Linked DNA regions of Homo sapiens: region 2 is linked to region 1. Evidence: chromatin loops called from intact Hi-C (ENCODE). Cell type or tissue: B cell. All regions are shown on one strand. Links, peaks and the distances in the headings refer to the core of each region. The heading gives the core; the rest is flanking DNA.

The links. Hi-C counts contacts between places; a loop is a spot of excess contacts. Peaks named below come from ENCODE experiments on the same cell type or tissue, not always from the same donor. Only the 100,000 strongest peaks of a DNase experiment are listed, where the experiment ranks them.
Region 2: it touches region 1 in a loop (4-fold over the local background); 2 of 110 quality-filtered maps call a loop at or near these places.

The regions. Positions count from the first base shown.
Region 1 is chr7:21,894,798-21,903,075 of GRCh38, reverse strand. DNAH11 (dynein axonemal heavy chain 11) reads right to left here. Exons shown (of 82, transcript NM_001277115.2): 78 at 8,271-8,278; 79 at 8,077-8,192; 80 at 3,628-3,740; 81 at 2,956-3,096; 82 at 1,237-2,069. The coding sequence ends at 1,822. CDCA7L (cell division cycle associated 7 like) reads left to right here. Exons shown (of 10, transcript NM_018719.5): 9 at 1-98; 10 at 724-2,177. The coding sequence ends at 754. Among named protein-coding and RNA genes, the nearest start is that of CDCA7L, 47 kb to the left of the region's middle. RefSeq lists enhancers at 4,704-4,763, 3,715-4,914. In B cell, for the core only: no CTCF peak of the experiment used is centred there; a DNase peak (open chromatin) is centred at 4,535; H3K4me3 peaks cover 1,381 bases; H3K27ac peaks cover 3,472 bases.
Region 2 is chr7:21,963,242-21,971,576 of GRCh38, reverse strand. No RefSeq gene overlaps it. Among named protein-coding and RNA genes, the nearest start is that of CDCA7L, 22 kb to the right of the region's middle. In B cell, for the core only: no CTCF peak of the experiment used is centred there; DNase peaks (open chromatin) are centred at 3,766, 5,106 and 5,966; H3K4me3 peaks cover 1,737 bases; H3K27ac peaks cover 2,836 bases.

The sequences.
Region 1 (8,278 bases), core at 279-8,278:
AGCTACTGTCGGAAGCGTGACGGCCGCTGTGCCACAGGAATCCTCATTCATCTGGCCAAGTTTTATGGTTATGACAATGTTAAGGAATATCTGGAGAGGTAAGTAAGTCTCTAGCAGCTTACAAAACAGCTTGAAATCTTGAGGCTGAGCACAGGAGACCCTCTGGGCAAGTAGTTGTTGCCTTCCCGTGTGACTTACTTACTTATATAAACCACGAGTACCATCCATTCTGTATCTGTTTGCATTGGAAAAGCTCAGGCCTGATATTTTCCCTATTAGGGAATCTTCTCCTTTGCTAGATTTTTCAACTCAACTCCACGTTGCCTTTAACCAAAATTTCTCCTTGAGGTGTATGACAGAAATGGAAGGAACAAACAAACAAGGCAGGCTGAGGGGAAAGACACAGATTATGAAGAGGCAGCCATAATCCTAGTGCAGAGAGAGAGTTCAGGGCAAGAGGACAGAATGTGAGTTACAAGTTTCATTTATGTAATTAATAAACTCTGAATCGTGGTTCTGGAATGCGGGAGTGAGGCAAGTCATGCTTGGGGCGTACTACACCAGAGGGTATACGGATATTGATGCATAAATTGTCAGGATTTCGAGTGTCAGGAGATCTGGGTTCTGGCTTTGTACTCTTAGATGATTGTGGAATCTCTCAAGCCTAGAATGCCATTTGTGTATTTGTACTACTTTACCAAATACTTCTCATCTTTTTCCCAGCTTACAAAAGGAGCTGGTAGAAGACAATTAAGAGGAAAACAAACAGAACCAGCCACCTCACCATAGAGTACTCCAACAAGACATGCATACCATTGGTGCCTAAGAAAGATTTTTTTACAGTTGTGTTTTTATACAGAAATTCTTTGTAGAAATTACTATTTTTTGTTAAAGATTGTTTATATGCTTACAAAGATTTCTCAGGAAGACAGCAGAGCAGAGGAATCTATATAGATGTATGCACAGACCTGTCTGTATGCTGAACTTTGTTAAAAATATCTGCCAGTTATTAAAAAGCACAGTTTAAATGGGGTGGGGTTAAAGTTCAGGTAAGTAAGTTAGAGAGAAAACATTGTATGATCAGCTCCTGCACTTGATCTATCTATCTTTGGCTTCCCAAACAGTAACTCACTCCAGGCCAAGTGTGCCTTAGCACGAGTGACCACAGTTTAATAGACCACACACATCGTTTAACCTGCTCTTGGTCATTGGAAATTTACACTGAACAAAGTGCAATTAACTGTAGAACAGTTTTATTTTTATTAAAACTTGACTGAACAAAAGGGGACCATCAACATTGTAGACACTGGACACTGGAGGCCTTACAGAGTGCTAGCCTCTTCCTTCAGGACTCACCTGGGGCCTGCTGCTTTTATATTTTGAAAGAGTTTAAGGGCTAATAATTTAATTTGTTGTTTGTTAAAAATTAAAATCTCCGTTCTTTCCGGCTGCATTGCTTTTGCATGTTCACATATGATGTACTTTTATGATGTACTTTTTTTTTTTTGAGATGGAGTCTTGTTCTGTTGCCCAGGAGGGAGTGCAGTGGTGCAACCTCGGCTCACTGCAACCTTTGCCTCCTAGGTTCAAGTGATTCTCCTACCTCCTGAGTAACTGGGATTACAGTCGTGTGCCACCACGCTCAGCCCTGAGTTAGTTTCTAGTATTTTTTTCTGACTTTCACTCTAAGGATAGCGTTGAAAAAAGAATGCACGTGTGAGTTACTAAAAAGTTAGAATAATGTGCATGGGAACAGTGCAGCAACATGCTAGAAAATCCTCACTGCACTCCAGCAGAGGCTAGAGGAATGCCAGTGTTACCTTACGCTTCTAGAAGCAGAGCCACTCCAGCCAGAACCCATTTTGCAGTCTTCTCTTCGCTCTTCAGCCTGAAGGTCCAGATGTAGCTGGGGCCTCTCAGTTTGGTTCTATACACAGGGCACTCGTAGGTCTGTTTGGTTTCTTGTCTGTCCACGGGGGTGGCTTTTGCAAAGATGACCGGCATAGGGCATGCCAGCTCCTTGAGACGGGCTTCAACAATGGTTCCTGCTTGGGTGTCCCAGCGGGCGCCTATGGCAAAAACACAGCGGTTGCAATTGTGTGGCAGCTTGCTACTAATGATAATGATCAAGTAAGTTGTTTGATGCAATAAACATTCAACATTCTGGTTTTGTCATATTTTTGCTTGTCAGTGGTATTTTTACTGAGCTGGCCGGACTGAGCTTTGAAAGGTAGGTTACCCTGCCTGCAGCGGAGGCACCGCTTTGCTTCCATGCGTAGTGGTTAAACTTTCCTGTGGAAGTAAGCTGATTTTATGAAATGGGATTCTAAGAGAATTCACATACACTGAACTAGTTTGCCCTCCCTTTAAAAATCTCCAGTTCACCACATTTCCTCCCCGTCGCACCTTATTCTTTTACACCAGAACTTGTGGCACTTGCTTTAAACTGAAAAAGGAACATCTTGGTAGGGACTAAGTGTCCTGTGGAATAAATGCATGGCCAGATAAATTTGGAAAATATTGCATAGTCTAACCCCCTCTTAGAGATTCACCCTACGCAGTAGCATCTTCCAGGCTTGGAGAAGTCTTGTAGTAAAACATTAGAGCAAATTTACTGACAGTTTTTAAACAATAGAAGAAAGATTTTGAAATGATTATATTGAAAAGCAAAAAGAATGTAAATTCAGTCTAAGTCTAATGATGTTATTCAGTGGCATTAACATCCAGATATATGTGCAAAATTTAAGTGATAGCCATCACCCCAAATATTACAGTTTGGTTCACAGTGGACACACATCCCAGCACTTAAATTATTTAAGAGGAAGAAATGAGATAATGACTAGCATAAGGTTACTGTGTGAGTGAGGAGATGCTGAGAAACAGTAAGCAGAGGACAAACACTGATCTGAACCTGAGTAAGAAAAGGTTCCCCACTTACCCCTTGGGGTGTCTTACCCTCCATGAAGAGTCCGTGGAGGTATGCACCTTCCCTTGGCGGGTGTCCATAATCTTCCTTTGTTTTTTTGGTAACATCAGCAGTCAAGCGCGTTTTATCCAGGGGCCACTCATTTTTTCGAGCCATCGTCTGCATGATTGCTTTGGAAATATAACAAAAATTGAATAGGATAAAAGTGTTGCATGTAAGGTTCCCGGGAGCTACCAGTAAATTGAGGCATCCTTTAGTCCCATAGGGTGTTTTAGGTTCTTGGGCATTGGCACATGGCTGCGCTGGAGCAGGGGGTTGGCCAACTAAGGCCTGCAGGACAAGCTCGCTGTTTCTGTAGATAGTTTTATTGGAATAGTCACAGCCATTTGTGGATTGTCTGTGGTTTTCGCACTACAGTAGCAGAGAAGCTATGTGGCCCTTTCCAGAAAATGTTTAATAAGAGCACACCGTGCCCCACCTCACTTGGCTACTCTTGCTGCTATAGGAGGTCCTTTCCCTCCTGCTGCTACTCGCCTGCCCAGGACTCTGTTTCCTCTATAGCTGCTGGTCCTTTCTATAATGGCTGCTGCTTGAGGATTGGTGAGCAGGGCAAGGAGACGCCATCATAGGTAAACAAAGCAGGGCTTCTGGTTAGGCTGTGGTCCTGTGTGCATCAGGGGCTGCACTGCGTCAGCCCTTACCAGTTAAGAAGGACTGAGGGTTGAAGAAGCCGGAGAGCCACACGACAGCCGGAAGGGTAAGGTCTTGTGTCCAAGTATCGAGTTCTCGGCATCGCAGGAGGAGGTCATTGAACCTGGTTTATGGGAGGGAGGAAGAAAAACTTGCTGTTCAGTAAAATAGCCATTTTCCAGTATGTTCTGTTGTGGGCGGTTAGGGCAGGGTGGTGGTGGAGGAGAAGTATACCACTGCTAGCTGGTAAAATCCTTCCCTGACAATTTGCAGGGCACTGTCCCTTTAAAGGGCTAGTTTGTTTCCCATTGGAGACTTGATGACTGTAGCGTTTACATTAGAGCAAGATACACTGAGGAATGTGGAAAACTCATTTCCATTTATGCAACAGCTTTTATTAGAGCCTCTTCATGCTATGTGGTGACTATACAAAGGTCATCACCCTATGACTTGGACTGACAAGCGCCAACTTGGAGGTATGGACAGGGTGTCTGAGGACCAGGGATGGCAAGGCTGTGATGGTGGTTACAAGACCAGAGTTGCCGGGAAATCTGATTGATAAGCAGAGGGAACAGCATGTGCGGAGGCAGTGGAGCACGTGACGGCAGTCTAAGCACGTGCAGTAGCTGCCTGAAAGTGGGGAGGAAAAAGGTTAATTAGGAAAACAAGTCAGCCAGGAATGGCACGCCGGTGGGTTGAGAAACGCTGCTGTTACGTACATGTTCTCTTCTCGGCTCCTCACAATTGGGCAAGGTAGGAAGTATTTGCAGTTGACCTATAAGGAAGCTGGCTCACAGAGGCTAGGGACAGATGAACCTCTTCGATAAAATTAAGAGAGAAGTGAAACCTTGAATTGTAAGTTTCAGAGGCTGCTTAAAGGGGACCAGGAGAATGGAGTAGAGAGCATAGCCTCAGTGTAAAAGCCAGAGTTCTCTAGAAGGAAAGGCTGGCACTGAAGTTTTCTAGGACCTTGTCTGCTTCAGATATGCAAAGGAAGTGGGGGTGAATGAGGAAACACCCTGACAAACCACATGGCAGAACATGTCTGCCTGAGATACTTGCCTGACTCTGGGCCGTGAAGAAGAAAAGGCTCAGAATGCTCACGGTCAAACTTACGTCACCACAAGGAAAATCTCTGTGCCCGGACCTATATTAAGTTCTTCCAGATAGCTGGATCCGAAAAAGCATACTCGACGATAAGAAGAAGAAACAGCATAGGCACCACACAAAGGAAAAAGGCGAATGAGAAAAGCAAAGGCAGGAAGACATTTCTCTCAAAATGTTGCCATCATGAGGATAAACACTGCAGACAATTTGTAACAACTAAAACAAGTGATTGTTGATATAAACAAGATCATGACTTAGAAGGGATCAGGTAGGAAATAGTAAGGAAATTAAGTTTGAAGACCCCAAATAAGAAGTAGAAAATAAAATTATAGAAATGAAAGCAAAAGTGAAACAGCGTAAGGGAGAATAATAAAAACAAATGGAAATAAAGAGGTAAAGGGTTAGAGTGAAAGCAATAAAATGAAAGCTGAAATGAGGCCAGACGTGGTGGCTCACATCTGTAATCCCAGCACTTTGGGAGGCCGAGGCAGGTGGATCACTTGAGGTCAGGTGTTCGAGACCAGCCTGGCCAACATGGTGAAACCCCATCCCTACTAAAAATAACAAAGTTGGCCGGGCATGGTGGCACATGCCTGTAATCCCAGCTACTAGGGAGGCTGAAGGCAGGAGAATCGGTTGAACCCAAGAGGCAGAGGTTGCAGTGAGCTGCGATCACGTCACTGCACTCCAGCCTAGGCAACAGAATGAGAATCTCTCAAAAAAAAAGTGTAATTCTAGAAAATTTGAGTTTTCCTAAATTATACCTTTGAATCTATACAATCAAGGGCACATCATGTTCCAAGAAAATTTGGTAGAGAGTAATCAATACTAAAATATAAAGAATAATATGAACAATGAAGAATCCCTGGATGGCCAGGGGAAAACATGAAGCCATTTATAAAGGGAAAAGAAGTATGCTAGCTTTTGACATCTCCACGGCAGCATTTGACAAGAGGAGAGTGATGGCTACAAAGGCCTCCAACTGAGGGTGTTATTATATTTTAATAACTGGCCAAACTGTCATTCAGGTATAGACATAAGAGTATAGGGCATGAAAAACCACCAGCAAATCCAACAAACAGGAAGGTTTATAACCCAGGAAATAGAGAAGTCTTGAAGAAAATACTTACTTGTAAGTATGTTTAAACTTCTCAGGAAAAGAGAATAACAGTCATAAAAACGAAAACAGGAAATTATAAAACTAAGCTAGGCACCCTTCCAAAAATATAAAAAACCTGGAACTGATAATTATGGACGATGAAATATACTTTATTTTTTGAGACAGGGTCTTGCTCTGTCACCCAGGCTAGAATGCAGTGGCATGATCATGGCTCATTGCACCCTTGACCTCTTGGGCTCAAGCAATCCTACCACCTCTACACCTTGAGTAGCTAGGACTACAGTCGCATGCCACCACACCTGGCTAATTTTTATTTTATTTATTTTATTATTGTTTTTTAGAGACAGGGTCTCATTATGTTGCCCAGGCTGGCTTCGAACTCCTGGGCTCAAGTGATCCTCCTGCCTTGCCCTCCCAAAGTGCTGGGCATGAGCCACTGCGCCCAACCTGGACAATGACATCTAAATAATTAAGAAACAGATTGGAGACAGTTGAAGATATAATGAAGATCACCCAGAACTGATGAAGTCTACAAGTATACAGCCGAAAGACACACTGAAAACGTTAAGAGGTCAGGCAGATAAATGTAGACATGAGGAGAATACGATATTCAGAGAAAAAAGTGCTAAGACTTTTTCAGAATAAAAGCTATGGATGGAATCTCACATTTATGACAGTACTTTAAAAATCCATACCTCAGTACAATAGTAAAATTGTTGAACATCAAGGGTAAAGAGAAACATTTTAAAACTTTACTTGGGAAGGAATGGCAAATATTTAAGACCAGATCCACCCTCTACAATCAAAGCTAGAAAACCATGGAGTTAGAACATCAAAGTGCTGAAGGAAAAATAATCGTGTCCTATAATTCTACGTATAAGTAAACTATCAATCAAGAAGGAGAGTGCAGTGAGGACAGTTTCAGAAACACAAGATGATTTACACCCCCACCCTCCAAGCCCTGCTCTATATTTTATACTCTGATAAAAAAAGAAAAGCCCAGAACAAGATACAAAAAAAGCAATGATGAGCAAAGAAATCAGTACAGTATATTAAAACAAAAATAATGATTGACCACAAACAAAACACAACAAACATAATGTGGCTTAAAATAAGGTGGAACTACAATTCCAGACCAGAAGGAGGTTGATGTTCAGAGGGAAGCTGAAGGCTCTAACATTGTGTTAGAAAAATCAAAAGTGTGGGCCAGGCGCGGTGGCTCATGCCTGTAATCCCAGCACTTTGGGAGGCTGAGGCGGGCAGATCATGAGGTCAGGAGATTGAGACCATCCTGGCTAACACGGTGAAACCCCGTCTCTACTAAATATACAAAAAATTAACCGGATGTGGTGGCGGGCGCCTGTAGTCCCAGCTACTCGGGAGGCTGAGGCAGGAGAATGGCGTGAACCCGGCAGGCAGAGCTTGCAGTGAGCCGAGATCGCGCCACTGCACTCCAGCCTGGGCGAGAGAGTGAGACTCTGTCTCAAAAAGAAAGAAAAGTCAAAAGTGTGCATGCTACAATGTAAAGAGTCTCCACTAAAATAATAGGAATGGTACAGGGATAGTTGAGGTTCATGGAATAATGATTCAGGAAAGCAGGGGGAAAGAAACTCAGCACCAAAAAGCCAGGAATCAACAGCTTTGTGAAACTTCCTGAATTGCTTGCCAAGACCAAGGAGCAATTAGGTGTAACATCAGCACAGATTACATTCAGTAATCTGTGAATTTCTGCCCTAGCTTTGTGACACATCTCTGCAGTTATACCCCCAGTCTAGTTTACTGCATACTGCATACCATATTACAAACTTTCAAAGGTTGTCTATGAGAAGGCAGAGGAATCTCAGGCTTGCAAAGTAAAGTTATAAGATGACACAAAGGCAAATTCAAGTTGCTTTCCATGGCCATTCAACTCTTAACAACAACTCAGGGGATTCTATTGCCATCTACATTTTTCAGATTTAAAAAAGAGACAGGTTATTTTGTCTAAGATCATGTATCAATGAGTGAGCGACAGAATTTCAGTCTTGCTCTGACCCTGTCTTTTAACTATTTTTGCCTTTGATGCAATATACCAAGTAAACTCAAATGAAATTGGTGGAAGAATTTTTTACGGTTACAGGTTGAGAACAGTCACAAAGCTCCGTCTGCATAGTTCTTAGGAAGCATTATTCAGAACACTAACCCAGCACCGAGGCTGCTCAGGGCCAGTGGCAGTGAGGATGGGGTAGCTTACCACTGGGCTAGGCCATAAGTAGAAGGATAAGCCAGTTTGCTCCAAGTGTCTGGTACCGTGTCATAACTCAATGCAAACTGCTGGGCTTCCACAGCAGGAGATAATGCCAATTCCCCCTTGCATGGAGAAAAAAAGCCACACAGTGAATATCTTCCAATGTGCTGAAGTCTACTATAGCCTCACTTTAAGCTTACCTTCAAAC
Region 2 (8,335 bases), core at 235-8,234, 69 kb before region 1:
AATAATTACTCTACATAATATGTTTTGGTCTTTGGTAGGGTAAGTCTCCTCTTTTATAGTTCTTTTCAATTCCTGAAGTCTCTTCTCACATATAAATTTTACAATTTAGGCCAGGTCCAGTGGTTCATGCCTGTAATCCCAGCACTTTGGGTGGTTGAAGTAGGAGGATTGCTCAAGGCCAGGTGTTTGAGACCAGCCCAGGCAACAGAGCAAGACCTCGTCGCTACAACAAATATTAAAATATTAGCCAGGTATGATGGCTGAGGAGCCTCAGCTACTCGAGAAGCTGAGGTGGGAGGGTGGCTTGAGCCCAGGAGGTTGAGGCTACAGTGAGCTATGATCACCACTGCACTCTGGCCACTCCAGAGAGGAGGCCCTGGAGAGGGTGGCTTCTCTGCAGGCAAATCATTCACATGTCTCTGCAGGTCTCTGAAGCTCTCCGCTGTGGCTGCTACTCTCAGTGGAGCAAGATCTTGTCTCAAAAAAAAAAAAAAAAAAAAAAAAATATATATATATATATACACACACACACACACACATATACACACACGTATGTGTATATATATATGTATATACATAATTTGTCAATTGGCACACAGAATTTTGCTGTATTTTTAATTATGGTTATTTTACTTTACACATTAAATACGGGATTTTGAAGAATGGAGTTTTTTCATTCATCAATATAGTATATCTGTCCCTTTATTCAGATCTTTTACATATTTCAGTAACATGTTATTTTTGTCATATACTTCATTTATTTATAATGGTTCATCATGTAGAGGCATCTAATAACACATTTCAGTTTTCCAACAGCTCTTTTGATTTTGAAGATAGGCTATGTGACACAACCACTTGGCATTCTTTTGGGCCATGTTTTCTATTGTTGACTGGTAGAATGTGTACCCTAGATGGAATAACATTAGGTTCAAGGTCCTAAGTAATTAAGATTTGCCCTGTATAGTGCTAGCTGCAAAGCCTCTGAAATAAGAAACAAAATTCCAAATCCAAAGAGACACTGGCTTCGTTCAGAGCACAGCGGACTCCTCTTGCTCTGTGGACAGGGGCCTGATATAGTCCATCTGCCAGCAGCGGGGAGTGCATATGCATTTGATTGTGCCTGATTATATTTGCTTTGTCCGTGTTCTGTACCACCCTTTTGGTCTTCAGAGATACAAAGAGATCTACCTCAGCATGACCTGTAGCCTGCCATGCCCTGACACCCTATGAACCCACTTGACATTCTGCAGGTTGATTAATAAAACATTCATTGTTATGTACTATTCAAACTTGACCTTGATAGGCCCCCATTTTCCCCCAAGTAACTGTCGAACTCAAATGCAGTCTGTTTTATACTACTCAGTTGTCCATGTCCACTTGACCTTATTGGACCTTTGGAAGTTATCCAAGAGTTGGTATGAACCTGTGCCAGATGGTCCAGAATCATGGCTGGCCACACTTTGGCCTATAGGCTGATTGTCTTCTGTTCTTCCCACTTAGGTGCTGCAAAGTTGGGCCACAGAGAAGCAGCTTTCCATTGACAGCCTAAGGCTATCAGTAAACCAAGCAAAGGCTATCAGTCTAAGGCTATCAGTAAACAAAGCTGTGGCTTGTAACTATTAAAAAAGAATCTCAGCCAGGCCCTGTGGCTCATGCCTTTAATTCCAGCACTTTGGGAGGCCAAGGTGGGTGGATCACTTGAGCCCAGAAGTTCAGGACCATCCTGGGCAACATGGTAAGACCCACATCTCTATAAAACATACAGAAATTAGCTGAGCGTGGTGGCATGTGCCTGTGGTCCCAGCTACTTGGGAGGCTGAGGTGGGAGGATCGCTTAAGCCTGAGAGGTCTAAGCTGTAGTGAACCATGACTGTATCACTGCACTCCAGCTTGGGAGACAGAGCAAGACCCTGTCCTCCTCAAAACAAAACAAAACAAAACAAAACAAACAAACAAAAAAGAAAGAATGTCAGAGGTATAGCCCATTGATCCACAAATGGAGACCACCGTTTGGATTTCATGAGAGGATTTCATGATGAGAGCATCATCTCTGAGCTCTGCTGGGCCTTATTCAAGAGCCTGGTTCTCTCTACCTAGGACTCCCATTTGGCTTGTTCATGACTTCCTGGCAGCTCCTTCTTATGTGAAAGTTGCTCTGACATACCCAAGACATGATTGTAAACAGTGAGGAGAGTAATAAAATGCCCATCAGTAGTTAGTGTGAGCTCAAATGAAGCTTAGTAATAATCACCACAATGAAAATATTGAAGGCTTACTCTGTGCCAGGTGCTGTTGTGTTTTATGTACGTTAACTCACAAAATTCTCACAACTACCTCTATCATTATTCTAACTTTAAAGATTATCAAATTGAGGTACAGAGGGCTTAAGAAACTGGCCGAAGGTAACACAGCCAGTAAGTGCCAAAGGTAGAATTTAAACCCAAGCCAGCTGGCTCCTGCGTCTTTAGATCTAAACACTTTCCTCCTTCCAGATTTAATGCAAATTGTGAATATCAGCTTCTGGAAGACACTGGGGTCAAAGCCAGTGCTACGCTGCCCACTCTCAGGCTAAGAAGTTGCAGCTGATGCCCCAAGCTTCATAGGATCACGTGGTTTGGCTCCCACAGTACAGCTCCTGTCATGGCCTTTTGGGAATACCCTACAGCAGCTTCTACTCAGTTCCCCAAGCAATCAGTCAGTCTTCTTTCCAACCTGGAGGACAGGACCCAAAACAATCCATGATCATGGGATACAACTTTGCCAAAATCTTAATGGCCTTACCAGGTGATGGGCTTATTGCATGGGTTTGGGCAGAATCAGGACCAAAAACTTATTCTATTTTTTTTTTTTTTAAGATGGAGTCTCGCTTCGTCATCCTGGCTGGAGTGCAGTGGCACAGTCTCGGCTCCCTGCAGCCTCCGCCTCCCAGGTTCAAGTGATTCTCCTGTCTCAGCCTCCTGAGTAGCTGGGACCACAGGCATGCACCATCACACCCAGCTTATTTTTGTGTTTTTAGTAGAGACAGGATTTTACCAGGTTGGTCGGGCTGGTCTCAAACTCCTGACCACAGGTGATCCACCCATCTTGGCCTCCCAAAGTGCTGGGATGACAGGCATGAGCCACCGCACCCGGCCCTAATAACTTATTCTTGACTGCATGTCCCTCTTATGTTGTTCCCCAGTGTAGGGCTGACATCCATTGAGCACAGAAGGCTGGGGCCTATGATACTTCAGGGCCTAAAAAAGTTTTAATTTTGTCTAAAATCAGAAGAAAAAAATGGATATAATAATAATGAACCCAGCCTTGATTATATTAATATTTGTCTTTATACCAACATAGTCACGACATAACATTTTTAACATAGCTTATGGAGGAAGGCACCTACAAAGGCACAAGGGTCAAGGCTCTGCAAAAGTCACCATGCAGCCCTGCCGGCGTGTATTAGTTATTTTTTGCTGAGTAACAAAAGTTATCCTAAAATTTAGTAGCTTTACACAACACACATTTATTATTTCCTGCTGTTTTTGAGGGTCGGGAGTCTGGGAGTGGCTTAGCTCGATTGTTCAGGCTCAGGTTTGTCCTAAGGTAAGGTTGCAGTCAGCTGAAGGCACTGCTGCGGGAAGATCTGCTTCTCAGCTCACTCCTGTGGTTGTCGGCCTCAATTTCCTCCTGGCTGTTGGCCAAATACTTTAATTCCTCACCGCCAAGCCTCCTCACAAGCTGCCTGGTGTGTTCACAAGGCGGCAGCCGGCTTCCCCCAAAGTGAGTGAGCCAAGAGAGGGAGAGAGACAGAGACAGAGATAGGAAAGGGAGAAGACACACAACTGACAGAAGCCAGTTTGTGCATTTGTTGCTGTTTTCGTTATTGCTTTTGCTTAACACAACAAAGCTTATTTCTCACGTCTGCCACATATATGTTGTGGGTGGCCAATGAGGTTCTGCTCATCACGGTTGCCCAGAGACCCAAGCTGATGTAAGTTCCATCTCGGCATAGGCATCCAGAACTGCAGAGCCCTGGAAAAGATGCTGAACCACATGCCGGTTTTTAAAACATTATTATTTTTTATGATTTGAAGCAATTATAGACTCACAGGAAGTTACAAAAATAGTACTGAATTTTTGATGTTCGACTTAGAAAGCAAGTTCTTCCAAATAGAAAAGTGCTTCCAAGACCCTGACCTCTGAACTCTGTTTTAAAATTCAGTTAGCTTCACCAAACCATATAGTTCCAAGGACTCCACTCTTTTTTTTTTTTTTTTTTGAGACGAAGTCTGGTTCTGTCACCCAGGCTGGACTGCAGTGGCCCTATTTTTGCTCACTGCAATCTCCACCTCCCGGGTTCAAGAAATTGTCCTTGGCTGGGCCCGGTGGCTTACGCCTGTAATCCTAGCACTTTGGGAGGCTGAGGCGGGTGGATCACGAGGTCAGGAGATCGAGACCATCCTGGCTAACACGGTGAAACCCTGTCTGTACGAAAAATACAAAAAAAAATTAGCTGGGCGTGGTGGCGGGTGCCTGTAGTCCCAGCTACTCGGGAGGCTGAGGCAGGAGAATGGCATGAACCCGGGAGGTGGAGCTTTCAGTGAGCCAACATCGCTCCACTGCACTCCAGCCTGCGCGATAGAGCGAGACTCCATCTCAAAACAAACAAACAAACAAACAAACAAACAACAAACGAACAAAGAAATTCTCCTGCCTCAGCCTCCGGAGTAGCTGGAATTACAGGAGCATACCACCACGCCCAGCTAATGTTTGTATTTTTAGCAGAGATGGGATTTCACCAAATTGGCCAAGCTGGTCTTGAACTCCTGACCTCAGGTGATCCGCCCACCTCGGCCTCCCAGAGTGCTGGGATTACAGGCATGAGCCACCGCGCCTGGTCTCTCTCTCTCTTTTTTTTTTTCTGAAGCTACAGGTTCAAATATGAAAAGAGGAAGATTGTTTCATAAACATTAAAACAGAAATCCTTCTTAAAAGTAATAGTGTGACATATTTGTAAATACACATGAAAAAGGCCTGGGCAGACACATACCTTTGATTCAAGATCCCCTCTGGGTGTTTGTGTGTGAGGGAGTGGGGGGTTGGGGAGGAGGTGACAGAGGTAAAGAGGAACTGTAACGTTGTCTTACACTTTGAGTAAGTTCATGCAAATGTCTTTGTGTGCTATATGTGTAACTAAATTTTTTAAGAAAATATAGAGAAGTCATTAAAACTTTCATTTTTTCATCCTAATCTAACTTCCTCTTTTTTTGATCAATCATGCAGGTAGAGTCACATCAATTAAAAAATTTTTAGGTCCATTCTCACTGTAACTACATCAAAAACATCAACAATTATCTAATTTCTGCCTGGAAGTCTCCATTCAGAAGTCTAATGGGGGCCTGAGGAGCCCTCAGCCCCTAGATCTTTCCTAATATCATGGCCCAGGTTTCAGATATTGGCGTTCACTCAAGGTACTTGGTCCAAACTTTAAGCTTCCCCCTCACTTCAAGGATCCTTGGCTACTTGGCTGTGTGCTTCTGGGAAACCAGGGAACTATATCTGGGGTAACTCTGCCCTCAGCTCAGATCTCTTTAACTACCGAGCAGGACCAGTTGGAGTTAGGAGAAAACTGGGTAAATTCCATTAACACAATTCCTTCAGTGGCACAAAGTCTAGCCTGTCTCTACACAGGGGTCCTCAGCATTTTTTTCTTCAGCTTCCAGATGTTCCTTCCAAATATAACTGAGGGGAGGTGGGGGCTGGGGGTGAGGCCAACCCCAGTGATGACACCAAATACAACATTTAGTGACTAAGGGGAGGGTGCACACACACACACACACACTCTTACCAATTTATGTTCCAAAGTCTTAACAGAAAGGAAGTGGCCATACGGGATAAGGGCAGATACAGATAAGATAATCTTATTTTAGGGCAGTTTCCCTTAATCCTTGAAATCCTCTAAGGGGAATGTGAAGTAACCAGAGACATTGACAATATCTGGTGAGAGGTCTGGGACAACTGGGAAGCCTCATTCTGTGCTTTACTGCTGACCTTGTTACATCACTCCTGAGGAAGAACTTGCCTAAATGCAGTGCTCAATGCTTCTATTTAAGGAAGTGTTTTAAGACCTTGGGCTTTCCTATGTCTTAAACCAAGCTGAGCATCTGGAAGGTCTCTCTGTCACTGGAGGGAAAAAGCAGTCAATGGTGGGGTGTTCTGAATCAGTATCCCTGCCTTCAGCTTCCTCGGGCTCAGGAAAGTCCACAGCCTGAACAGCATTTGCTCTTGTTTGTGTCCAGTGGTTCTTTATCTTTTCTCTCTTTTTGTCATCATCAGTCTTGTCAGAACTTTGTAGAAATTAGGTGTCTTTCCAAAGAATTGGCTTGGTTTTTTATATTGCTTTTACTCTTCACTTTGTTAGGAGTTATTTTTAATCCTTATTATTTCCTTGGAATTCATTCTGAAATGGGACAGTTCCCTAGCCCCCGTTCGCATGACATATGACAAGGGTGTGGCTCTCTGTTCGGCCACCATGAGCTCAAACCCCTTATGCGAGGAGGAGCACACAGTGGGGCGGGTGCTCGAGCCAGGGCTAGCACTTTGGGCTCCGGCCCCATGGTATCATCTAGGGGTGACTCTCGAAGCCCGTGGGCATGTTACAGTGTCGCTTTTTTAGCTTTGCTGTCCACAGATGGCTTAAGTGTTAACCTGTTCAGTGCCCTCTTGGTACCCAGGTCCTTGTCCGGAGTCCAGGAAGAATCAGGTCACACACGGGCTTGAAGAGTGAATGCGGGGGTTTTACTGAGGGTTGAAGGTGGGATGGATGGAGAGCTGGAAGGGGGATGGAGTAGAAGATGCTCTTCCTCTGGAGTTTGGCTGTCCAGTGGCCAATCTTTTCTCTGATAGTCCCAGCTGAACTCCTCTCGGTGTTCAACATTCCTTCTCTTCTCTCCTTCTCTGTTGCGCTCTTCTGCTGTTTGTCTGTTTGTTTTCTCCTGGAGCTGGGGGTTTGGGGTTAATATGGGTACAAGATAGGGGGTGTGGCAGGCCAAAAGGCAACATTTTGGGCTTGAAAACAGGAATGTCTGTACCCATTTAGGGCCACCGGTTTCCAGGCTTGAGGGTAGGGTCTTTGCCGGGGAACTACCCTCTTCTACCCAGTATTTGCCTGTCTCCTGTCTGTATCAATTCTATTGTTTTTTTCTTAACCTTCAGATTAATGATTAGCTCATTTGTTTTAAATATGTATTGTATCCTAACAGATGCATTTAAAGTTTTACATTTTCCACAAGTTCGTCTTTAGCTGCATCCCCCAGGTTGTGACTGGAAATACTTTGAATGTTTTTGGTGCTATTTCATATTTTTTATTTTATTTCCTTTGAAATTATAAGTTAGTCAGAAATAAGTTTTTTATTTTAAGAATCTGTTTTTGGTTTCTTTTTCCTTCTGTTGTTGATTTCTTTTTTCTTCATTGAGACTAGAGAACGTGATAATTGTGATTCTGAGTCTTTGCAAATAACTGATACTTCCTTTATTCCTACTGAATTTTAAAATGTTTTAGGATATGCATATCCTATATGTGCACCTACGTGTATTTTAGATTCTTCCTAATAGTTTGTAAGCTTGATCAAAAACTTCCGAGAGTTGGATAGATTTAAAATTTCTCACACTAGCTTTATGGATATGTCAGTTTCTGTATTAGGCTGTTCTTGCATTGCTACAGAGAAATACCTGAGACTGCATAGTTTATTTTAAAAAGGAGACTTAATTGGCTCTTGTTTCTATCAATAACTCCCCAGCAATGTGTCTTCACCCAGGCAGCAGCAGTTACTTCCCAAAGAGGCAGCGGAATCTAGCTTGGGTTTTTCCCACCCTTGTAAAACCAGCTGTATTGGGCCCACCTCAGAGACATCAGCATCAGCTGAGCAGCATGGCCCTTCGGGGTGTGTGTGTTTCATTTCTGCAGGCCCTCTTCACAGCACCTGTGGATAATGGTAACCTCTTCCCCTCCTTCTACCCCAGCCCTAGGGTTGCTGGCTGCTTCCTGCAGTTGTCCTCTCTGTGATATCGTAGTGTTCTCTTTTTACTCTTTGCTACCTTGTTCTTTTTATATTTGTAGCTAATAATTCTTCATAATCAATCCTCTCTATTCAAATAACTGGCATGGTTCCTATCTCTTGCCTGGACTCAGACTGACACGGGTTGTGAAGATGTCACGAAATGAAACTCCTGGATGTTGAAACTAATAAGAATGAGGATAGGAAAAAGGGCGAAGAGCATGACAGTGCTTCAGAGGAGAAGGTCATCACGAATGTCAGGGATAGAGCACTAGAAGAAGAGGGACATTAGATGC